Linked DNA regions of Homo sapiens: region 1 is linked to region 2. Evidence: chromatin loops called from intact Hi-C (ENCODE). Cell type or tissue: IMR-90. All regions are shown on one strand. Links, peaks and the distances in the headings refer to the core of each region. The heading gives the core; the rest is flanking DNA.

Region 1 (12,533 bases), core at 2,187-10,186, 230 kb after region 2:
TACAAGAAGAAGTAGAAGGCTTGGTTTCGATAAGAGGCATTTTAGATTTGGCCATCCCAGGGGCCCAGATGATGCAGTAGTGGAGGAAGCCAATCTTGGACTCCCTCTTCTCCTCAATTCTTCCCTGGGTCATGGTGCAGCTCAGGACCTCTGAAGGCTTTGGCTGCTCTCCGTGGAAGACTTTGGGACCAGTCAGCACATGGCCTATTGGCAGATTCACAAAGGGCATCTCCCATCTCACTCTGCTGTGCAAGTAAATGGTTATGAAGCCTTCAGAGGTGCCACAGAGAGGCCCCAGGGCTGAAGACCATGCATGAACTCTTTTAGCATGGAAAAACACTCACGAAGGCAGTTATTAGTTATAGCACCCTATTTAGAGACTTTATAAGACACAATTTTTGTTTTATCAATTTGTAGGAACATAGATCATTTACTGTTTGCTGACTATGGTTCTCCCATGAGGACCTCTCTCTCTCATGCTTCCTTCTTCCTAGTAGTTATAGAACCACTCAGACTACATTTCCCAGTTTCCCCAGTGCCTAACCATGGTCATGTGACTAAATTCCAGCAAATGGGATGCTATGGAAGTGACGTGTGTATAGCTGCCAGGGAAGCTGCTTGCCCTCCACATCTTTTATCAAGGCTAGAAGGTGAACTTGGGGTAATGAACCAGTCCTAATGAGGATGTAACCAAAGGGAACGGTAGAACAGTGAAATGAAAGGAAGTTGGATCCCTGTATGACCTGCCAGATCAGAGCAGCTGCCCTCCATCCTCTCTCCCGAAACTGCCCTGTTCAGCTCAAACTTTAAAGGAGAGAAAAATGAACATTCCATCTTGTTTAAGTCACTCTTATTTTCATCTCTGCTAAAGCAACTGAACCAACATATACAAACTGGATCAATAAGTAATTTGCGCTGTGATTTTGCTTACTATCATGCACATATATTGGTGTCCAAAAAACATGAGTGTGAAATCTTGTCAAAAGTTTGCTCACATGTTACCTGTTTTTTCCTGCCAACCAACACCACACACCACTTTCTCATAAAGGTCTTCTTAGATCCAGGAAGCTAACCCAGAACCCTTTAAAAATGATCATATTCTCTGGCCGGGCGCGGTGGCTCACGCCTGTAGTCCCAGCACTTTGGGAGGCCGAGGCGGGTGGATCACGAGGTCAGGAGATCGAGACCATCCTGGCTAACAAGGTGAAACCCCGTATCTACTAAAAATGCAAAAAATTAGCCGGGCGCGGTGGTGGGCGCCTGTAGTCCCAGCTACTCGGGAGGCTGAGGCAGGAGAATGGCGTGAACCCGGGAAGCAGAGCTTGCAGTGAGCCGAGATTGCGCCACTGCAGTCCGCAGTCCGGCCTGGGCGACAGAGCGAGACTCCGTCTCAAAAAAAAAAACAAACAAACAAAAAAAAAACAAACAAAAAAAAAAACACATCATATTCTCAAACAGCTAATAGAAAGGTCAATTCAGAGTGATTTACCTTCAGAGAGGGACCCTCAGAGAGAACCTTGTTTTGGGGAGTTGTAAGAAGCCCTGTAGGCTCTATGACCTTATATCTCAGATTTTTAGGACAATTCTAATTTAAACTATTCTGGCTCAGTTCCCACAAATGTATTTGTAAGTGTACTTGCCATGGTTTTTGTTGAGAAATGTGGTCGCAGTCCCTACGGGCCCCTCAGCTGATTGTCATCCCTTCGTGTCATCTTGCCCTCTGGTCTTCCTCCTGCCAACTCAGGAAGGTCTAAACTCAGGGGACAGAGGACTGCTCCCTCTGAGCTGCTCCCCCCGAGCTGCTTCCTCTGAGCTGCTCCCTCCGAGCTGCTCCCTCTGGCCCCCTCTCTGACGGACTTTTTCTATTCTAGGAACTGTACCGCACTCATTCGTAGGGAAGCTTTTTTTTTTTTTTTTTTTTTTCCTTTTGGAGAAGTTAAGCTTCTTTAGAGATTAAAGTTGGTTTCCTCTAGCTTCCTTACAAACTCACAGTGTTAAAACTGGGTCATAGAGACATAGTTGTTCCATTTTCTAACCAGACAATAGCTTCAGGCAGTGCCAGAGTTCCCCTCCTCTCTGCCCCCTTTCTGGAGCCCCAGGAAGCCGCTGAGCAAGTCCCTCCTGCTGGGAGTGGACAGACCTCCTTTGCACCTGCCCTCCTCCCTGGGCCAAGGGCACTTGCCCTTGTCACCAGCTTAAGCTGTCGCCTTTTCCTTTGTCTCTAATTTATGCTACTGGCCTCCAGGGGGCTCCCCTCTGCTCCCGCTTCCCTCTCCTTCCCTCCTCCCCCTAGGATGCATTCTAAACAAGGGCAAGGACATTTTTTGGGGTCATGGGGCTAGGGGTGGAATTTTTGTCTGTCCTCAAGGGCTTAATGCGTTGAGACTGTCATAGATGGTATCATCATTCAAAAATATTTTCCGGCCCTTCCTGAAGGAGAGGATAGTTCCCTACCCCCTGCCCCCCACTGACATCAGATTTGACATTGTGACTTGCTCTTGCCAAGAAATGCAAGCAGAAGTGATGTGACACATGTCACTTCCAGGAAAAAGCTTTAAGAGCTAGTGTGTGGTTTGCTGTGTGTCTTTTCTCTCTTCCACAAGATGGACAATGGTCCAGAAAGGGGCTGCTTCATCAGCCTGGATCCCAAAGAAGATAACATGAAGCAGGGATATAGTTGACCCATGACAGATGGGCAGCTTGAGCAAGAAATAAACCTCTCTGACTGTAAGTCATTGCAGGTTGGGCATGTTGTTATTGTAGCATAATCTAATCTGTCCTGACTATTTTAGAACATACATAGAAATGATCTCACACTCTTTTTCTATGAAGCTATGGTGAGTTGGGCTTGGGTTGGACATGCAAGGAGACTGCTGCATCATGAGAATATAGTGTGGATAGATTAGTCTACCTCTGCTCTAGGCTTTAGAAAGAACCCCACCACTCCCCGCCCCCTACTCCACTCTCTTTTCTGGCCCTGGAATGACCTTAATGTTATCTGTTTCCATATGTACCTGTGTGTTAGTCTGTTTTCACGCTGCTGATAAAGACATACCTGAGACTGGGTAATTTATAAGGAAAAAGAGGTTTAATGGACTCACAGTTCCACGTGGCTGGGGAGGCCTCACAATCATGGCAGAAGGAGAAAGGCACGTCTTCCATGGCAGCAGACTACAGAGAACGAGAGCCAAGCAAAAGTGGAAACTCCTTATAAAACCATCAGATCTTGTGTGATTTATTCACTACCATGAGAACAGGATGAGGGAAACCACTCCCATGATTCAATTATCTCCACCTAGTTGCTCCCACATGTGAGAATTATGGGAGCTACAATTCAAGATGAGATTTGGTTGAAGACACAGCCAAACCATATCAGCCTATTTTTATCCCTGGTCCACCTTAAGGCAGGATGCAGTCTCTCTTCCCAGGCACCAGAAAGAGGCCATTGCATTAGAAGAACTGATGATAAATATTGATTTTACTGAAGATCTCACAGGGAAGATAGAATGTTTATATCATATCCTCAATGCCAACTGCCCATGCATGTCTGTAGCAGTTCTCCATGATACAATGAGCTCTGGAGCCAAAATACTTAGGTTCGAATCTCAGCTTTACCACTTAGTGTGTGATCCTGAGCAAGTGAATTAAATTCTATGTCTGAGTTTTCTCTTCTGCAAATTGGAGACAATGATGCTTCCTGTCTACTAGGGTTGTTATTCTCGGTCTCTGACAAGCATGAAAGTTCGACTCGAACTAACCTCTTCTTGGTAACTTTATTCTTTACCTGTCTTCTCCGCATGACCAGAGATACCTCTGTAAAATGAGGTTGAGCAGGAATATCAAGCCTGCCACACAGCAAATACATAGTAAATGTTAGTCATCATCATAATCATTATCATCACTGTTATTTCAGCTATTAACAATCTTCACCAGATATGCTTGCTTTTCTAAGTCCCTTCCTCCCCATTATGCTATTGGTGGCTGTGACTTTTTTTTTCTTTTCTTTTCTTTTCTTTTTTTTTTTTTTTTGAGACAGAGTCTCACTGTGTCACCCAGGCTGGAGTGCAGCGGTGTGATCTCGGCTGACTGCAACCTCTGCCTCCAGGGTTCAAGCAATTCTCCTGCCTCAGCCTCCCAAGTAGCTGGGACTACAAGCACACGCCACCACTCCAGGCTAATTTTTCTATTGTTAGTAGAGATGGGGTTTCACCATATTGGCCAGGCTGGTCTCGAACTCCTGACCATGAGGTTTTGGTCGGCCTCCCAAAGTGCTGGGATTACAGGTGTGAGCCACTGTACCCGGCCTGTGCCTTGCCTTTCATTTGATCTTCTCCTGTGTCGTGTCCAGCCTCATGGTCTCCTGTCCCTCCCCTTCTGAACTGAAGCTTCCCCACCACAATTGAGTCCCTTGTGTATCTGGGATCTGGCGTTCATGCCCTCCTCTCTCTCTTCCCTCCTACACTCCCCCTCCACCACCCCAACCACAAGCCCACATATCTCTAGCTCTCAACCATCCTACCTTGGAGACATTACTTGCAGAGAATAGCCTGCAATGCTGTGAAGTTCCCTCCCAGGGAGAAAGAGGTCATCTTGAGAACTTATATCCCACAGCCCCCAGTCTCCCATGCTGGGACCTTCTCACCTCTTCTGTCCTGGCAAGCAGCCAAGTGTGGCTCAGAGGCTGAGCAGAGGGAAAGATGTTGGCCCTTTGCTCCTCAGCATCAGTGGGCTTAAGTGCGGGCACAATCCAGACCTGGAGTGTTTGCATTTGAAGGCTTAGTTCTACTCGAATGAAACTCTGGTTCAAGGCCTTCCAGGCCAATGAAAAATTCCAGCCAACTGAGACCAAGCAAATGTGGCTGTATCCACATATTCAGAGCCAGGCCTTGGGCAGGGCAGGTGACAAGGAGCATGTCATTTGGGGGAACCTAGCACTGAGTGAAATCATCACAGTTAATTCTTTACTAGCTGTGTCAGAATTTCGGCTCATTTTAATCTTGGTGTTCAATGAACACCCTGAGGTCTTCCTCATGAGTCCCCTGCATTCTGATGAAATTGCCTTTAGTGTCTTAGGAGGCCGTGTGGTTCAGAGCATGGGTGTGGAGTTGAGAGATGTCCATTCCACTCCAGGTTTCACCCTAAAAAGCAGTGTGAGGTGGAACGAGTTATTCTGAGGCTCAATTTTTTCATCTATAAAATGATCATTATTATTATCACCGTCACCATCATAATCATCAATTGCCCTGCCCCCTGCCTCACAGTCTTACTAGGGTTCAACAGGATAAGCTATGTAAAATGTTCGGCCCAGGGCCTGGGACCTGTTTTTCCTGCTTCTGCTGTTGTTATTGTTACTATTATTATTGTTTCAGGTCACCTGGCCCTCCAGGGCCTCTTTGTAACTCTTATAAAATGATCTCTGACACTCTGAGCCTGTTTTTATTTGGAATCTTAGGGGAAAAAAGCATTTGTGAGGTCCAGGATTTAATCTTGTTTGTCCTCGGGGCATGTGGCTATTAACAAGGGTTGTTTACGGAGGGTCTGTCCATCCTGCTGAGCTTGTGTGATCCTCACAGTGGCCCTGCAAGGTCAGCATTATTATTTCCATTTCATGAATGAAGAAGAGGCCCAGGGAGGTTGAAACACTTGCTCAAATTCACACATCCAGAAAGGAGCAGGATTGGAGTAGGAACCTGTGTCTGATTCATTTTGCAAACACTTTTCTAGCACTTTCTATGCTCCTAGCACTGTTTCAAGTACTTTTTAAATAAGAATTAATTGATGTCATCCTCTTAACAACCCTATGAGGTAGGTGCCGTGACTGCCCCCTTGTGTAGATGAGGAAACTAAGGCACAAAGAGGTTAAGCCACTTGCCCAAAGTCACACAGGTTTGCATGGCAGTGACAAATTCACTTCGGCAGCCTGGCCCCAGCTGCCCCTCAAGGCTGTTCTTTCCCATACACGTCACTGTCTCTCACAGGGGTCCCGCTTTTTCAGTGGGTACATAAGCCTGCCTTCCTGGCACAGACATAGACCCCCTTCCCTGGTCCCCTTCGAGCCTCTTAAAAGGGGAGCCGCTGTTCTGCATTCATCCTCCATGACCGTGGCCTCTTCTGCTTCCTCCTCAGAAGCCAGTGGGTTTGTTCTGCAAATTGCTAGTCAGAGGAGGCCAGGCATTGTTTAGGCTGCTGGTGGTGAGGGTCAGTGCCAGCTACTGGACCAGAGCCAGACCTGCCCCCGTGCCAAACCCACCGCAGGGAGGCCTGCTGCACCTCCTCCTGGGAGGTCTCCCTAGGGCATCACCTGAGAGCATGCAAAACAAAAGCCACACAACCAAACCATTTTTCCAAGGAGGGCCTGCTTGCCCAACACAGTAAAATCCAACTCCTATTGGCCTGTATTCCAGTAGATGCATTCAGTGTGTCCCTTGGCAAAATAATGTGGTAATTGCTGTAAGAGACTGCCCGCTGCCTTCCCCAGTGGATGCTCTATCCTTCACCAGTGCTCATGAGCATTTGTGGAGGGGTCCTCTTCCATGGCCAGCCAACAGCCCCACTTCTGCACCCTGGCTCATACCATTCAGAGTCTGCACCCTGGACTGACTTAGACTAGCAAAAGATTTTAATCAACTGGTTCCATCTCCCCAGCCCACACGGATATCTGGGGACTCCTAAAAACACCATCTCTGCCTGAAGAAATTTCCCTAGCATCTGCTAAAGCAGGCTAGCAAAGAGGAATGGGGGCTTACTCCATCTTTTAACAAATTGACTTATTAGGAAGCGTTCTCACATCCTGAGTCAAATCTACTGTATTAAAATTTTCTCCCATTCTCTTCGTGCATGTTCTGGAGTAACAAGATCAAGACTGCTTTCTCCTCTACATGACAGCCCTTTAATATTTAAAAGCAGCTGTTCTTTTTCTTCAGTCTCTAATTCCCTAGGCTAAATATATCCAGTTCTTCCATCTGTTATTCCAACAGGATGGTTCAGAATTCCTCACCATTCGGGCTGTCCTGATAGGAGAACTCTCAAGATTGCCAATATCCCCTTTAAAATGAGGCCCCAGGAACTGAACCCACTGTCAGAGCTGACTGTCATCTGAGTTCCCTGGGCGTGAGCTGCATTTATTTTCCTTAAGAGCCAGGTTGCCCGGTTGGCTCACTCCAATCTGCTCTTCTCACATAAGCTGCTGCTGGTTATGTTTCTCCCACATTCTAAACTTGGACAAGAGAGTTTTTAGATCTAAATGCAGGCTTTTATATTGATGACTATTTAAAATCCTCTTAATCCCTTTTAAAGGAAATTCTAGTCAAATTCAACATGTTCCCATATCAACGGCATTATTCTATCTTTTCCACTTCATATTATCTTCAAATCTAAAAAAAAATTTCCCTTCACACATTTGCCCAAGAAAAATATTGAAAAATTCTGCCAGAGCACCTGGGTTACCCACTGAAGAGAATTCTCCAGAAGAAGGTCAACTGAAGAGATGGCCTGCCATGCTAATCATAAACAAATTCTAAGCAGATGGCTTGGAAATTCGTTAGAAAATGGATGATGTGATCACCATCAGTCAATCAGCTGGTTAATTCAACCAGCTATTAATACTCTGAATAACATTCCATCTCACCCACAAACGTATCATGGTAGACTTTGTCAAATGCCTCATGGAAATCAAATCATGTCAAGGATCAGTCTCCTGACTTTAAAAACTAATACCCTTGACTGGGCGTGGTGGCTCACGCCTATAACCCCCACACTTTGGGAGGCTGAGGTGGGCAGATTGCTTCAGGTCAGGAGTTCGAGACCAGCTTGGCCAACATGGTGAAACCCCATTTCTACTAAAAATACAAAAATTAGACAGGCATGGTGGTGGCGCACCTGTAGTCCCAGCTACTCGGGAGGCTGAGGCAGGAGAATTGCTTGAACCCGGGAGGCGGAGGTTGCAGTGAGCCAAGATCGTGCCATTGCACTCCAGCCTGGGTGACAGAGTGAGTCTCCGTCCCCCCCTCAAAGAAAAATCAAAAACAAAACTAATACCCTTAAAAAACAACAACAACAAATGATGTTGGTTTGTTTTTAAAAAACACATGCTGATTCCTAGTGATCATTTATCCACAAACCATCTGTTTCCTACTCAAGTCCAATGGGAGTATTTTATCCCCTTGCCCCATTGATTGAGTCAGAGATGGGCATGACTCAAGCCAGAAGAATCAGAGTCAATCCAGAAACTTGTACTGGAACTATTTGGAAAGAATCTTCTTTCCACTGAAATTGCTAAGGTTGGAGGATATAAGCCTGGGGATGTCAAGAGCCATCACATGAGATGGCTGAGAAGGGAGTCAATAGAGAAGCTAGCAGAGAAACTGGCTGGGATGCTACTAAGTCCTCATGGTGATATCTGACACCTGATCTAAATGTGCCTGAAAATAGAACCCCCATTTGGATTTTTCAGTTACAGGAGCCAATAATTCCCCCATTTTTGCCAAGCCTCAATCTTTTTGAAATTTGCATCTAGGCCATTTTTTCAACCCCTGCCCCAAATATATCCATAGCTGTCCCTCTAAGCACGGCTTCAGCTTCCACAAGCTCCAATATGTCACAACTTCATTAATTTTTAGTTCAGTATATTTTCTAATGTCCATGGGGATTTCTTATTAGACCCATGGATTATTTAGAAGGGTGCTGCTTAATTTCCAAGCATCTAGGGCTTTTCTAGATATCTTTTGTTATTATTTCCAGGGCTCACCGGTCTGTAAATATATGCACAGGATCTCATTTCCCTTGAGGTCTTCCTCAGTGAGGATTCTGCGGACTCCACATGGGTATCTTCCTTATGGTTCCTCATGTGATCATGACAGAGTTCATCTCCTCAGTGCCACCTTGGTCCCACCACATCCTTCTCAGATTTTCAGTATAGTGTGGTATTTGCTATCTCCCTTGGAAGCAAGGCCTCTGGAGCCCTCTAAATGTAAAGCTGCACCTCATTTAATAGTGGAGGGAGAAGAATGTCCTTAGTAGACATATTTAGTTTGTCCATCCAGCAGCTCTTCCTTGGAGGAACTATGCTTCCTCTCTTCCATATAGTTCTAGTGGGTTTGTCAATCACTGTAAAGCCCCTCCCCACCACACATGCAGAAATGGGCATGTGACTCAAAATGGCCAATCAGAGTTTTCCTTAGGAATTTTCTGCCCAGCTATCAAAGAAGACTGTCTTTTTCAACTGCAAGGTTATGTGTGGAGGGTTTCTAGGGGCCACCGTCACAGCCCATCAGAAAGGTCTGCAGAAGAAATAAAGTCAAATTGAGACAAGCAAAGCTGAGAAACAAAAGGTAAGATAGAAAAGAAACCTGCTAACATTGTTAGAGCCTTCCATCCACTGGAAACTTGAACCTCTCCTATGCTTTCCACTTTCATGAACTTGCAAGTTTCCCTTTGGCTTGTTTTAACTTGGGCAGTGGTCTGTCACATAAATCCAAAAGAGCCCTATATTGCTTGTAAAGGGTTGAATGGTGGCCCCCCAAAATGTATGTCTATGTTCTAATCCCCAGAACCTCTGAATGCGTCCTTATTTGGAAAAAGGGTATTTGCAGATGGAATTAAGTTAAGCATCTGGAGATGAGATCATCCTGAATTACCTGAGTTGACCCTAAGTCCAATGGCAAGTATCCTTATAAGAGACACACAGGAGAGACAGGGGAAGACGGCCGGGTGAAGATGGAGGCAGAGACTGGAGTTATGCAGCCACAAGCCTAGGAACACTGGCATCTGTCAAGTTGGAAGGGGCAAAGAACAATATCTCCCTTAGAGCCTCCTGAGGGAGTGCAGCTCTGCCGACACCTTGACTCCTGGCCTCCAGAACTATGAGAGAACAAATTTCTATTGTTTGAAGCCCCCAAGTCTGTGGGAATTTGTCAGCAGCCTCAGGAAACTAACACGTTGTTCCACTTTTGTATCAGCTGAGGGGAGGGTTATTTGGCCCTGATGTCTTCTGAGGCAGACTGGTACCTGTCCGTGGCCTGTTATGAACCAGGGCTGCACAGCAGGAAGTGAGCAGTGGGTGAGCAAGTGAAGCTTCATCTGTATTTACAGCCACTCTTCATCACTCACATCACTGCCTGAGCTCTGCTTCCTGTCAGATTAGCAGCATTAGATTCTCACGGGAGCACGAACCCTATTGTGAACTGTGCATGCGAGGGATTTAGGTTGCACGCTCCTTATGAGAATCTAATGCCTGATGATCTGTCACTGTCTCCCATCACCCCCAGATGAAACCGTCTAGTTTCAGGAAAACAAGCTCAAGCTCCCATTGATTCTACATTATGACGAGTTGTGTAATTGTTTCATTATATATTACAATGTACTAATATTAGAAATAAAGTGCGCAATAAATATAAGGCACTTGAATCATCCTGAAACCATTCGCCCCCAACCCCTGGTCCATGGAAAAATTGTCTTCCATGAAACCAGTCCCTGGTGCCAAAAAGGTTGGGGACTGCTGTTCTAAGGCTTCAGATAATAAAGACGGATACGGGACATACCACGCTATATTCCAGATTCCCTATCCGCTCTGACAACCAGTTTCCTAGCTGGCTTGGTGTGGGCATGCCTACCACGTTCTTCACTCAGAATGAGTTATCTCCTGGGAGATATCACAATCCCCTTACAAATGGACTCCTGATGAGTCCATCACCTGTCACACACACACACTTTGCCATAGGGTAATGTTAATATCTCAAGCATTAGAGTCAGTGAGGCCAAAATTAGAATTCTACATCTGCTAATTCCTGTGAGACAGTGGAGACAAATTGGTTTACATTTCCAGGTCCCAACTTTCTCAGCTTGCAAATTAGGAATCTCTAGCTCACAGGGTATTATAAATGTTAGGTAATCCACACAAAGCACAGAGCAGTCCATGGTCCATCTTCTCAGCAAATGCAAGCTAGGGTATGTTGCTAGATATTTTTAAAACCTGGCTTTGGGCTTTTTTCAGATATTGAGCAGCAATATGTTCAGGAAAGGTGTACGAAGCTTCATTGGGGTGAGTCATGATTTGCAAAGGATGGTTTAGGATTGGGCATAGGATCTCGTTTGGGCCAATGAGATGAGAGGGGAAATTTTTGCTGGGCTTTTCTGGGGAAAAATGATTTTAAAAAATTAGACACACAAAGAGACACCCACTCAGACTTTGTGTTTTGGACGCTGTGATGTGAAGATACAGTGCATAGAGTGCTGGCAGCCATCCTGTGGCCATGAGGCAAAAGCCCAGAAAATTTCAGTGAGCAGTCATAGAGCCTTGATATCAATAAGCTGCTAAATTCACCGATTCTGCAAATCTAGGCCTCCAGAACTCTTAATGTGTGAGGTCATAAACTCCGAATGTCTATGCCACTTTTGCAGCTGATAGCCTCCTGAAATGTTCCTCAAGGACTTTGTGTGTTGTACAGTTGTTTTTGTTAGTGATGCAGTGTTTTTAGGCTAAGCGAGTGTATTAGTCTGTTCTCACGCTGCTAATAAAGACATACTCGAGACTGGATACTTTATAAAGAAAAAGAGGTTTAATGGACTCACAGTTGCATGAGGCTGGGAGGCCTCACAATCATGGTGGAAGGTGAAAGGCACATCTTACATGACAGCAGGCAAGACAGAATGAGAGCCAAGCAAAAAGGGTTTCCCTTTATAAAACCATCAGATCTCGTGAGACTTATTCCCCACCATGAGAACAGTGTCGGGGAAACCATCCTAATGATTCAATTATCTCCCACTGGGTCCCTCCCACAACACGTGGAAATTATAGGAGCTACAGTTCAAGATGAGATTTGGGTGGGGATGCAGCCAAACCATATCAGTGAGCAACACCTTAAAGTGGTTTCATGACACCTATTACCATTTATGATTCTCTCCTCAGTGTAAAACCAAATAAAGTTTCATCCTCAGGGTTCTGCCTTCTGTTGCAACATTTTCACATCACCTGGGGAAAAACACCCTTTTTAACCAAATTTATTTGCCCCACAAATCTCAACACATGGGTGATCAATGTCAGCATTGGAAATGTTTTTCACATTAAAATTCAAGCACAACATTTGCTCCATCTGGGGACAGAGTGAGCAGGTAAACAACTTTGAAAACTATGTACCATGTGAGATACAGGGGCTTGGGTGTCTGGACCCTGAATCCTGTTCAGCTCTGACAGTGAGCTTTGTTTCATTTGTTTTCACTCTCCCCTACATTAGTTCTCTTGAACAGCGGCCAGGTTCTTCCTTCCTCCTCTCAGCAACAGGCAGGCCTCCCTGAAAGAGCTCAAGATCCAGGCTGCGGGGTGACTAATAGTCACTAATTTAAAGAGGAGAATCCTCTTGCTCTTTGGTGCATAAATTCTGTCTACTCTGCCTAATGCAATCACTAAGGGGTCACTCTCCCTGCCTCCTAGGAAAACACAAGGAATATGTTCTACTAGAGTAACAGTTAACCCTTAACAGCCACATCGAATATTAAGAGGGTTTAAACTAAAGGATGCTACGGCACAAATGCCAACT
Region 2 (12,533 bases), core at 2,810-10,809:
ATTGTTGAATCAAATGGTAGTTCTACTTTTAGTTCAAAAAGCTAGATTTTTTACTTTAATTAAGGTAGACCTCATTAAAATCTTTTATTACATTTTTTTGAGTTCAAGTCTGGACCCTGAATTTTCTATTGTGCATCTAGATTTCTGTTTGTATAAGCTTAAATGTATTAATTCTCTTTTGAGATTGGTTCCTATTTTGGATATTAGGCTTTTGATCTCAAAAGAGTAGTTGGTTTCCACACTTCTACTTTTCGTGTCTACGTTGACCCTGGAGCACTCATTTATCTTCACTATTTGTCTTAGTCCATTTGTGTTGCTATAAAGGAATACTGAGGCTGGGTTATTGATAAAGAAAAGAGATCTATTTGGCTCATGCTGGGATAATGTTTGTAAATTTTAATTGCAGTGAATGGGTATTTATGTTTACATCTCTAGCTTATTTTACTGTGTGCATTTTAGCCATTGTAATTCATTTTATTATTTATTTTACAGTAATATTTATTATGAATTGACTAATGCTGTATAAAAAGCATGGCAGCAGCATCTGCTTCGGGTGAGGCTTCAGGCTGCTTCCACTCAAGGTGGAAGGTGAAGGGGACCAGCGTGTGCAGAGATCACATGGTGAGGGAGGAAGGAAAAGGGCTGGAGGAGGTGCCGGGTTCTTTGTAAAAACCAGCTTTCATGGGAACTAATAGAGGAAGAACTCAATCACTTCCTCCCAGCCCAGAAAGGGCGCTAATCTATTCATGGGGGATCTACCCCCCATGGCCCAAACACCTCCCATTAACATTGTAGATCAAATTACATGTTGAGATTTGGAAAGGTCAAACATCCAAACTAAAGCACTATTATAGTCTTATCTCCCTGTTAAGGGCAGCTCCTTCCTTTTCCTTGGAGATGATGCAGAGAACCTAATCCTACCTCCCTTCCTGGCCAAGAGGCCAACAAGTAGAGTTAAGTCACAACATGGCACAGCTGCTGAACTGAATAAGGGAGCAATGCAACCCTATGTTGAAGGAGCGGGAGGATTTACCCAATGCGTGCTGGCAGAAGAATGGAAGAAACTGGATTCTTAGGTGCTGGATCAAGGGGAGTGAAACATAAAGTTGGAAAAGGGAGAACTTATCAATTTGGGAGCATCCTGCTGGGATCTAGAATTTAATATGCTGGCAAGACCCCTGGAAGAGACACGCTACTGGGATGGCTCTTAGAGCCTGGGAAAAGCACTGTACTACACTAAGGGAAGCAGAAATGCCAGAAATGCCAGAACTGCCGTGGCAGACAGAGAAGAAGGCCTCAGAGAAGTGGGCATCTAGAACTCATACACACACAAGGCTAGAAACCTCACCAATTGATTACATTGCACACAAAGGCACAGAGGGCCTTCCATTGTCCTAAGCAATAAGAAATGCACTAGTGAGAGGGGTGCTGGAAGCAGTGAGAAGCTCAGTGGTGGTTCTCCCAGGGCTGTAGTAGGAGATGCCACTGCAGAATTTGGTTTATTGATATAAATTGATATGATAGGACATTGAAATAACAGAGGCCAGGTGGCAGCACTCTACCAGAAGCCAGGCAGGTGCAGTTAAGATAAAGAGTGTCAAAGATGGATGGCAGTCAAGGAGGATTCACCCACATGGAGTGGTAAAAACAGTTAAAGAGTGTGATGTCCCTAGGGGTAAGACAGATGGCAAATGAGTGAGGATATTATTTACTTTATACAACTAGAAGAAATCAAGGGTGGATGATCAGGAAGCTGAGGGCAGCTGCCCAATAAACAAATAATGATCCTTTGCTCAGTTTTCAAACTTGAGCCAATTTTCTAACGTGGAGTCCATTGACTGAAAAGAAGTCTGGATCTTTGGGAGAGGACTTTACTATATTACAGCAAACATGCACAGCAATGATTCGGCCAATCTGTCCCTAGAGGGACCTAAGGCCACTTGCTTGGGTAACCACATGCAAGAGGAAGGGGCATGGCAGCTAGCTCCCAAGATCAGCTCCTAGCTCACCTCCTAGTCTTCATGCCTCTGTGTGGTCCTCTTGCATGTTGAATGGGGCCAACCTGTAACAAATCGGACATTGCACAAATGATGGAGTGTGACTTCTGAAGCTAAGGCATAAATACACTGTGGCTTCTGCTTTGCTCTTAAACATCACTGCATTTGGCAGACGCCAACTGCCATTTCATAAGGACACTCAAACCAACCTTTGGAGAGGTTCAAGTAGCAAGGAACTAAGGCTTCCTGGGAACAGCTCCTGTGAACAACAGCCATGCATCATAGAACTGGATCTTCCAGTTCCAATCAAGCTTTCAGTTGACTGTAGCTCCAACCCACATCTTTTTTTTTTTTTCTTTTTTTGAGTGGAGTCTTGCCCTGTCGCCAGACTGCAGTGCAGTGGAGCGATCTTGGCTCACTGCAACCTCCGCCTCCCGAGTTCAAGCGATTCCCCAGCCTCAGCCTCCCAAGTAGCTAGGACTGTAGTGGTGGCAAGACTCCTGGAAGAGACACACACAAAAACTATTTTTTTTATATTTTAATAGAGACGGGGTTTCACCATGTTGGCCAGGATGGTCTAGATCTCCTGACCTCATGATTCGCCTGCCTCGGCCTCCCAAAGTGCTGGGATTACAGGCATGAGCCACCACGCCCGGCCTCCAGCCCACATCTTGACTGCAACCTTGTGAAAGATCTTATGCCATAACCTCACAGGTCAGCCACTCCCAAATTCCAGACCCACAGAAACTCTGTGAGATAATACATGTTTATTGCTGTTTTAAGCTACTAAATTTTAGTGTAATTTGTTACACCGTAATAAATAAATAATATAGGGACCAGACACTTCAATGACTATCTAGGTCTGAATTGATACCCAGAGAATTAAAGCCTCATTGTAGACTCCCTGTTAGGGTGGGGGCCGATAGGTACAAGATGATTAATTAAGTCTAGGCCTAGGTCAAGCCACAGTGCGTCCACTGTCTCCATGGACTTAGGTGGTGGTTGTTTCCACAGTTGCGAAGTGTACAATTGGAATGGACACACTTGGTACCTGCCATAACTGCTGCATTATTTGGCCTGTGAGGTAAGAGATGTTGTAACAGAAGGCTGAGTGGAATGCCCTAAAACTGAAAGACAATTCTGCATCCCAAGAGTGTTAGAGATGAGTGTCAGCCTTAAGGACTTAGAAGACGCAGGTGTGATGGCCCCAGCCCATCTCTATTTAATTCACCAGCCTGGCCCCTGCAGAAACCACTGGATTCTGGATAATGATAGTGCACTACTGCAAACTCCATCAGAAGGAGCCCAGATTGCAGCTGCTGGGCTTGGCATGGTACTTTTTTTTTTTTTTTGAGACAGAGTCTTGCTCTGTCGCCCAGGCTGGAGTGCAGTGGCATGATCTTGGCTTACTGCAACCTCCGCCTCCTGAGTTCAAGCAATTCTCTGCCTCAGCCTCCCGAGTAGCTGGGATTATAGGCACCCACCACCATGCCTGGCTAATTTTTGTATTTTTAGTAGAGATGGGGTTTCACCATCTTGGCCAGGCTGGGCTTGAACTTCTGACCTTGTGATCCACCCACCTCGGCCTCCCAAAGTGCTGGGATTTCAGGCGTGAGCCACTGTGCCCAGCCTGGCCTGGTATGGTATTTTTTACTAAAACAGATGAATGTAGCCTTTAGGGGATGATATGTGGCCATTGTTCTGGTGAATGCGTTATTTTCCATCACTCTTGAAAGGAAAAAAACTGTTTGCATTCCCTTGACCAGACAATCGTATGTATTTAGTCTTCCCTCAGGTGGTGCTAACTCTCCTACCCTCTGTCATGTGTGATATATAGTCTGAAGAGAACTGGACCTCCTGGACATCCTGCAGAACGGCACCCTGGTCCACTGTATCATGCCTCATGTCAATCAGATATCAGATGGGTGAGCAAGATGCAGCAAGTGTACTGAAGGCCTTGGAAAGACACATGGGCTTCAGATCATGGGAGACAAACCCTAAGTTTCAGAGGCCCATCACATCAGTTGTAGAAGTCTGGTGTTCCAAGGCGCACTGGGGATAAATGTAAAGGATAAATTATTGCATCTCACACCTCCCACCATGAAGAAGGAAGCACAGTGCTGGTAGGTCCCATCGTTTCTGGAGGCGGCATATTCCATATCTGGGAATACTCTTCCTACCCATAGACTGGATTACATGGAAGGCTGCCTCCTGTAAGTAAGGCCCAGAGGAGGGCTCTGGAGTAGATCCAGGCTGCAGTGCAAACAGCCCTTCTGCTTGGGCTGAACAATCCAGCATGCCTTAGGTTACTAGTGATCTCAGAGGTAGGGAAAGGCCACCATGTTCAGTTTACAGAAAGTTCCACTGGGGAATCATGAAGGACTCCTAGGGCTCCGGAGCAACGCCATGCCATCTACAGTAGAAAATTTTACACTCTTCATTAAAGAGCTCCTGGTGTGCTGCTGCTGGACCACGGTAGAGATGAAGCAGCTGGACATGGGACACCAAGTGACCATATGCACCTCCAGAGGTGCCCCGCACAGGCTCATCAGGTTCTAAGGCTAGGTGGGCCCTGCAGTATCCAAGGCAAGACAGAAGTTCTGCATCCATGATCAAATATATCAGCAGGGCCTGAAGGCCCAAGCCAGCTACACTGGCAGCTAGCTCAGAATTCCAGAGCCCCCACCACTGTTGCACCAAGGGTACTCCCTCAACTCACACCTATGGCCACATTTGGAAGGGGAAATCCTTATGATCCACAGATGGAGGAAGAAAAAGTGAGCTTGGATCTTGGATGGCAAATGTGGACAAAAATGGACAGTGACTGCCCTACAGCTGTACTCAGGATGGGCCAGAAAGGCAACATCAAGGGGAAACCCTGATGGGTGGAGCTTCATTGGTGCACCAGGTCATCTACTTGGTTTAGATAAAGAATACGTATCTTCCCCCTTCCCTCCCTCCTTCCCTCCCTCCCTCCCTGCCTTGTTTCCCCTTCCTTTCTTCCTTCCTTCCCTTCTCCTCCTCCTTCTTCTTGTTCATCATCTACTGATCAATGTGTCTATTGATCTATTTTCTATTAATCACCTATCTAGGTGTCATCTATCTCTCTATCTCTTTATCCGTATCTACTAATTATCTATCATCCATTGGTCATTCATTATGTATCTGTCATGTATCATCCTTCTATCTATTGAATCTATCATCTGTTTCTATCAATCATCTATTTATCTATCATCTATTTATTGGTCTGTCTCTTTACTAATTATCTATTATTTGTTGGGCACAGTGACTCATGCCTGTAATCCCAGCACTTTGGGAGGCTGAGGAGGGAGGATGGCTTGAACTCAGCAGTTTGAGACCAGCCTGAGCAACATGGCGAAACCCCGCCTCTGCAAAAAAAAAACACACAAAAAATTAGCCGGGTGTCGTGGTGCATGCCGATAGTCCCAGCTGTTTGGGAGGCTGAGATGGGAGGATCACTTGAGCCCAGGAGATAGAGGCTGCTACAGTGAGCCGTGATGGCACCACTGCACTCTAGCCTGGGCAACAGAGCGAGACCCTAGCTAAAAAATCTATTATCTATCTATCTATCTATCTATCTATCTATCTATCTATCTATCATCTATCTATCTATCATCACTATCTTTCTACACACATGGACTCATTGGCAGTAGCAAATGGCTTGGGCAGTTGATCAGGGGCCTGGAAGGAGGGAAACTGGAAGGTGAGGGTTGAGGAGCAGGCCTAGAATAGTGGCACGCTCTGCATGGCAGTGGGCCCAAAGCCTGCAGATGTGTGTATCACATGCTAATGCTCAGCAGAAAGCCTCCGCCACGGAATGAAAAAGCCCCGGACAAACTGGTCTTTTGACCCATTCACTCTTTGCTTTATTTTAAATGTATCGTTTTCAGATTTATGTCCCAGACACTTTTCGCTCTGATGTAAGAATGCCGTGCTAAGAACAATAACCAAAATAGCTTCTATTTTCGTAGCATATGCCCATAATTTGCCTCATTTTACCCTGGCAGCAGTCCTGGGACTTAGGAATGACAGGGAGAAGTTCTTCCTTTCCAGATGGAGAAAGCGGATGCTTAGAGACAGTAAGAGCCCTGCCCAGGGCCACGGAGGCAGCTCTGGCCTCCGGTCCTGCATTCTCTTCCCGGTTTCTTGGGCCCCTCTGGGCTGCGGAGGGAAAGCAGAGCCGAGTTGACCAGCAGGGGGCGCCGGCCTCTTTTTGTCTACATCTGTCCACCTGGCTGTGCCAGGCAGGCTTCTGCAATCAGCACGCGTGCCCAGTTCTGTGACTGGTGAGTGGGCTCAGTTCCAGGGTGCCCTCCGCCTCACTGCATCTCCACCTGCTGGCCACACCGTAGACCATGCTCTGTTGTATGTGCTCACTTCTAAGTATCCCCAGACCCCTCGCTGCTGCAGGCTCTACTCAATCCCTACTAAGAAATGGACAGGAGTCAGCACCCAGCGAAAGGCTGTAAATAAGCCTCAGCGCTAACAATAACCTTTCCCTCCCTGCCATAATACAAATGTGGAGCTTGTCATCGAGGCTCCTCTTTGAGGCATGAATATTGATCTTTTGCCATATGTCTTTATGATGTGTGCTTTCTCCAGCAGGACCCGGTTTTGTTGCGTTTCTCCTTTCTGCCTTCTCATTTATTATGGTCGTCTGCTTCTGCAACGAGACTCCCTGTGAATTACAAATTTAGTCAACCACAATGAATTTGTGTTGAGCACTCCCCAGGAGCCAGGCACCATGCATAGTGGACTTAACCAAAGTCCCAGCCCTCATGGAGCAGACATTCTAGGGAAGGAGCCAGACAAAAAGCAAAACAAAGAGGGAAATGATGTAATTTGTCAGATGGCAATAAGTGCTGTGAAGGAAAATAAAGCAGGGAAGGGGATAAGGAGGTGGGGTGCAGGGGAGTGGGGCGTAGCCCAGGGGAAATTTGCATCAGAGAGAAAAGGTCAGAGAAAAGGCCCACAGAGAAGGTGACATTTGAGCAAAGACCGGAAGATGATGAGGAAGCCAGCTCTACAGATATTTCTTGGAATAATATTCCAAAAAAGTAAAAAGAGCCCACTGGGGGAGTGGGTCCCACACACAGGTCAGTGTGGCTGGAGGGCAGTGAATAGGAGGAAGTGAGATCAGAGACATGATGGGATGAGGGAAGAGAGATGAGCCCTGCAGGGTGGGATGCAGATTGTGCTGGGCCTGGCAGGGCCATAGGGATGATGTTGGTGTCAGTGTACGATGGGAAGCCACTTTCAAATGAGACATGCATACAAGGGGGAATGGTCCAGATCAGTATGTGTGATGGCCTCTTCCTATAGAATATTTAAAGTTCCATTCCTTCTCAATAGCCTCTATCAGGGATTTACAGGAAGAGACCACACATCAAGACGTCCTAAAGCCCTGGGCCCATCTGTAGTTGGGAGGTGGCAGGTACATTTTTCTTACTGAAATAGCCATTACATTCATCTTTTGGAGACCGATGGAGGTACAACTGTGATGAGTCCTGTGAGAAGCCATCAGCATCTTGTTTGAAGAATGCACCTTTTTCTTCTTGAATATCAGCTCAGTGGCTGCTGGGAAGCAGCTGCCGGAGGTTGGCCTGGTGTCACCATCCGTACACCATCATGCTGCAGTGCCACAACCACACAAAGCTCAGCAACTCCTTCCTCTCCCACATGGACAGATCAAGAGTTGAGATGAAGCTCCGCATTGCCATTGCTGCACATGTACAGTGTACCAGGCATGCATAGGTGTTGGGATACAAAGTCCCTCGCTTCATGGACATTAAATGAGAGAGAGAGAGAGAGAGAGAGAGAGAGAGAGAGAATAAACACATAAACAAGTGAATGCACATTCTTCTGTTAGCTAATGATGAATGACATGAAAAGTTGAGTGTGGTAGTTAGCGACCCTGGGACAGTCTGCCTGATTTCTGATTTTCTGATTGAGAGAGCAGAGCCCTGAATGAAGCAAGAAACTTCAGCAATGTTGAAGAAGTGTGTCATGAACTGAATGTTTGCATCCCCCTGGCCCAAGTTCATACATTGCAGCTGTGACCTCTGATGTGATGGTATTTGCAGGTGAGACCTTCGGAAGGCATTTAGGCTTAATAGAGAGCATGAAAGTGGGACCCTCATGATCCGATTGGTGTCCTTATAAGAAAAAGAAGAGACCAGGGCTGTGTGTCTTTCTGCCATGAGAGCACGTGGCGAGAGCACTCGTCTGTCAGCCGGGAGGACAGCCTTCATCAGGAACTGAATCTGCTAGCACTTTCGTTCTGGACTTCTCAGTCTCCATCATCACGTGAGTCAATTTCTCAGTCTCCATCATCATGTGAGTCAATTCCTTAGAGTAAATCTCTATATATGTATATCTGCTGGAACCTAAATCTTGGATTCCTCAGAACAATAAGAAAGAAATGTCTGGTGTTTAAACCGCCCAGTCTAGGTGTTTTGTTATGGCAGTCTGAGCAGACAAAGACACAGAGGTAAAGCCTTTGAAGCAGGGAAGAGCTTGGTGTCTGGCTCCCAGGAGGTGACAGTGAAGAGGTGGGCAGGGCCATATCATGACAAAGCGCTTGGGGAATCTTTTCTGCAGGGGTCTGTTGAACAGCTTTCGAGTGCAGGGAAGTGATATGATCTGATTCCCATTTTTTTTTTTTTTTGAGATGGAGTCTTGCTCTGTCGCCCAGGCTAGAGTGCAATGGCATGATCTTGGCTCACTGCAACCTCTGCCTCCAGGGTTCAAGCGATTCTCCCTGCCTCAGCCTCCCGAGTAGCTGGGATTACAGGTGCCTGCCACCACGCCCGGCTAATTTTTGTATTTTTAGTAGAGATGGGGTTCCGCCATGTTGGCCAGGCTGGTCTTGAACTCCTGACCTCAGGTGATCTTCCCCCTTGGCCTCCTTAAGTGCTGGGATTACTGATTCCCATTTTGAAGAACTGGTTTTGGCTTTGGCGTGGAAGCAAAGGATGCCACTTAGGAAGTGAGAGAAAGGGTCACAGGCGGGTATAGGATTTGCTGATGGGTTGGATATGAGAATCGAGAAGCAGAGGAAGCAAAGGATGACTGCTAAATTTTGGGGTGAATTTGGGTGAAGCCTTAGGAAAGAAGCACAGAGGGGTGTGTGTGGGTGTGTGTGTGTGTGTGTGTGTGTGTGTGTGTGTGTATCCCAAGTTAAATGTGAGTGAGATCCTATCAGACAGCCCGGCAGAGTTGAAGAGGGTTGACATAGGACTCTGGTTTCAGGGAAGAGATCCAACCTGGAGATTATGCTTTTGGATTCATCATTTACCAGGGCAATTGTGCTGGTGGACCTCTGGGGCATTCTTGAGTGACTTCTCTTAGTTTATGATGATGATAGTCGTATTGATGGAAGGTGTGAAAGCCAAAATTCACCTTGTACTTATAATGTGCCAGGCACTGATCTGAGTGCTTTGTGTGCACAATCTGATTGACTCCACACAATTCCTTAATATCCCATTTTTGCAGCTTAAGGAAACTGAAGCATCAAAAGGTAAGTGTCACGACTCATTTTTAGAGAAGCATTTCATTGTGGGGATGCTGGCAGTAGCCTACTCTGCAATAGCACACTGGGCTGCCTTTGCACACGAGTCTTTATGCCTGAGGAACCCTTTCTTCCTCAGCCATTGCATTGTGCACGTTCAACAGCTGGGTGTTGTGAAAGAATAATGCTGGACACGAACTCTGGGGACACGGGTTCAAGTCCAGTCTGTTATTTATGGGACACTTTGTTTTGGGAACATGAACATATAGAGTTCACAGGATGTCTTCCAGGCAAAGTTGATCCATGTCTGCCGTCTTTGCTTTGCCATCCGTTCCTTCTCCAGTTACCAGACGGCTTCTGCCAGCCTAACCCCTTCTAGCCAACTCTCATTTCCTGGCTGTGCCAGCCTGATTACTTCTAATTGTCTTTGACTGCTTCCAGCTGGGTCTAGAAGCTGGCGTTCTGTGGGAGCACAGAGGCAGTCTCCCAGCCATATGGGGCGAGGAGATGGGGAAGGAAAAGGGAAGGAAGGAAGCAGCTGGTACGAGTCAACTGAGAAAGCTTCCCAAGGCTTCACAGCCCACTGGGATTGCTCCTGTTTCTGAAAGGGTTAACTCATCCAAGTTAGAGAATGATCCATCTTCGACAAGACAAACAATTATATTTGTTGATCCCCAAAGGCAACCAACAATGCACCTAAAAATGCTTTTAGAAAGTCACTGGTAACTTGTCTCCCCCAGGACTTGATGGGGTCTTGCTCTCAGGAGCAGTAAAACCCCACTTGAGAATCAGTGAATGATTACTTTCATTCATTTATTCAACAGATATTTACTGAACAATGATCATGTCTCAGACACCGTGCTAGGTACTGTAGGGCAAATAATGAAATTAGACACAGCTCCTGTCCTCAATAAGTCTAAAAGAGAAGAAAGTCATAGATAATAAGTACTACAGGACATAAGAGGAATGTGAAATGACTATATGAACTAAGAGACAACAGAGGGAGATGGGCTTCTTGCAGCTTATTGGTTGGGGAGGTCTTCATGGGAAAGGGAACACCTGTGCTAGGTGGAAATGAGTCGGAGACAGCAGACTGGGGGCGGGCAAGGCACAGGCAAAGGTGTGGCAGTAGGGAGGCCGGATCCCGGCCAGCACCACCCCCTACCCGGGAACTCCGCAGGAGGATAAGGCTAGAAATTAGTTTGGGCTAATTAGCAGAGAATTTTCAAGGCTGCATTACTGTTGCATTGAATAATCAGATGCTTTCTGCACACTGAATATGAGGGCAATATATTGTGTACTAATTTGTTTTACATAAAGACATTTCTGGGGTGATTTCTTGTTAAACAGGCCATTTCAGAGACTAGGACTTGTAGTTCCAAAACCAGTTACAAAGGGGACGCACGGATAGGATTTGGACTTCTCTTTGGCATCCATCCCAGCTTATGGAATTAGCAGTGAACTTGAATCAAACCCAGGCAGCAGGCTTGAAAAAGATTTAATGGGCCTGGATTTTCTCTCTTCTTCACCCCTTTCCTGACCTCTACCCTGAGAGGATAATTAAAAGGAAAGAAAATCTCTATTTCATTGTAAATGTCATCCACCATTTTTATGAAACTTTTTTTTTTTAGACCATAAAAATACTTTGGGGAACAGTCTCAGAAATTTCCCTTAAACCTTAATAAATAAATCTCTAAATTTTCATAAAGAGTGCATGTCCTAACATTAAAAAAAATCATACTCTATTAACACAACATTGGGTGGACTCCCAAACTGTTTCTGATGGAAGATTCAGAGTGGTTTTTTTTTTTTTTTTTTTGAGAAGGAGTCTTGCTCTGTCGCCCAGGCTGGAGTGCAGTGGCAAGATTTCAGCTCACTGCAACTTTCGCCTCCTGGATTCAAGCAATTCTCTGCCTCAGCCTCCCGAGTAGCTGGGATTACAGGCGCCCGCCACCACGCCCGGCTAATTTTTGTATTTCTAGTAGAGACAGGGTTTCACCATCTTGACCAGGCTGGTCTTGAACTCCTGACCTCGTGATCTACCTGCCTCGGCCTCCCAAAGTGCTAGGATTACAGGCGTGAGCCACCGCGCCCGGCCTCAGAGTGGTTTTTACCCCAAAGTGAGCTCCATATTCCTCATTCTTTAGACAGTTGCTGGACATCTATTCTGCTGGCACCACGCTAGTTACCATTCCCCTCCCATGCAACTGTCCTGTTAAGATTTGATTACTGAATTAGAGACATTAAAAGGATTGAATGAACGTTACTGAAATAGTCAAGGCCGGTGGGAGCAAAGAAGTCCCTTCAGCACAGCAAGAAAAACATTTTAAGCTGTATCTTTAATATTGGTAAACGGGAACAATGAGACAGAACAACAGAAAACGCAGTATGTTCCGTCATAATAACTGAGGCTGGTGACTTGTAACAGGTAGGTGGATGAATATAGTAGCGTATTTAAAATTAGATGTATTGAAAGCAGGCATTTCTCTGCGTCCCTCTTCAGATGGGTCAGCGAGACCCCCAGACACTGGATTGATGACAGCTGTTGTTCCCCCACCCCCCACTCCCAATCTCAAAGCATTGCTATGGGTCGATGTCATACTTGTTTACTCAGGAATAAACAATGAAAGGAACTTTGTTAGGACCAAATCCTTCCTTTCAGCTCTGATGTTGCATGATCGGGGTGAAGTTTCCATCAAATGCGGGCACCTCAACAGGTAGCATTTTGTAAATGCCTCCTCCTACCTACCCTCCTCCTTCTCCCTCACAAGATTCTTCATTTTCGGTTTGAGAAGACGTTGGGGATCCTGGGAGAGGGTCCAGTGTCGTCAGGGCAGTTGCAATTGTTTATGCGATGAGCACAGTCACAGCGCTTGCAGAACAAAAGCATCGAAGAGAGGCGAGCGCCGGTCCACCTCCTGCAATCACAGGCATCATTTCAATGGAAGGCAAAGAAGGTGTAAGCTACAAGCAGAGGCAGCAAACGCCCTGGTTCCTACATTGCT

Evidence for each region. A loop is a pair of places that touch in the nucleus more often than their neighbours do. Peaks named below come from ENCODE experiments on the same cell type or tissue, not always from the same donor. Only the 100,000 strongest peaks of a DNase experiment are listed, where the experiment ranks them.
Region 1: a loop joins it to region 2, with 4 times the contacts of the local background. A loop is called at or near these places in 5 of 110 quality-filtered maps.

The regions. Positions count from the first base shown.
Region 1 is chr21:32,094,434-32,106,966 of GRCh38, forward strand. No RefSeq gene overlaps it. Among named protein-coding and RNA genes, the nearest start is that of LINC00159, 14 kb to the left of the region's middle. In IMR-90, for the core only: CTCF peaks have their summits at 2,262 (motif pointing right) and 5,817 (motif pointing left); no DNase peak of the experiment used is centred there; H3K27me3 peaks cover 464 bases.
Region 2 is chr21:31,860,011-31,872,543 of GRCh38, forward strand. No RefSeq gene overlaps it. Among named protein-coding and RNA genes, the nearest start is that of HUNK, 6.7 kb to the right of the region's middle. RefSeq lists a silencer at 6,271-6,410. In IMR-90, for the core only: a CTCF peak has its summit at 6,216 (motif pointing right); a DNase peak (open chromatin) is centred at 6,241; H3K27me3 peaks cover 1,823 bases.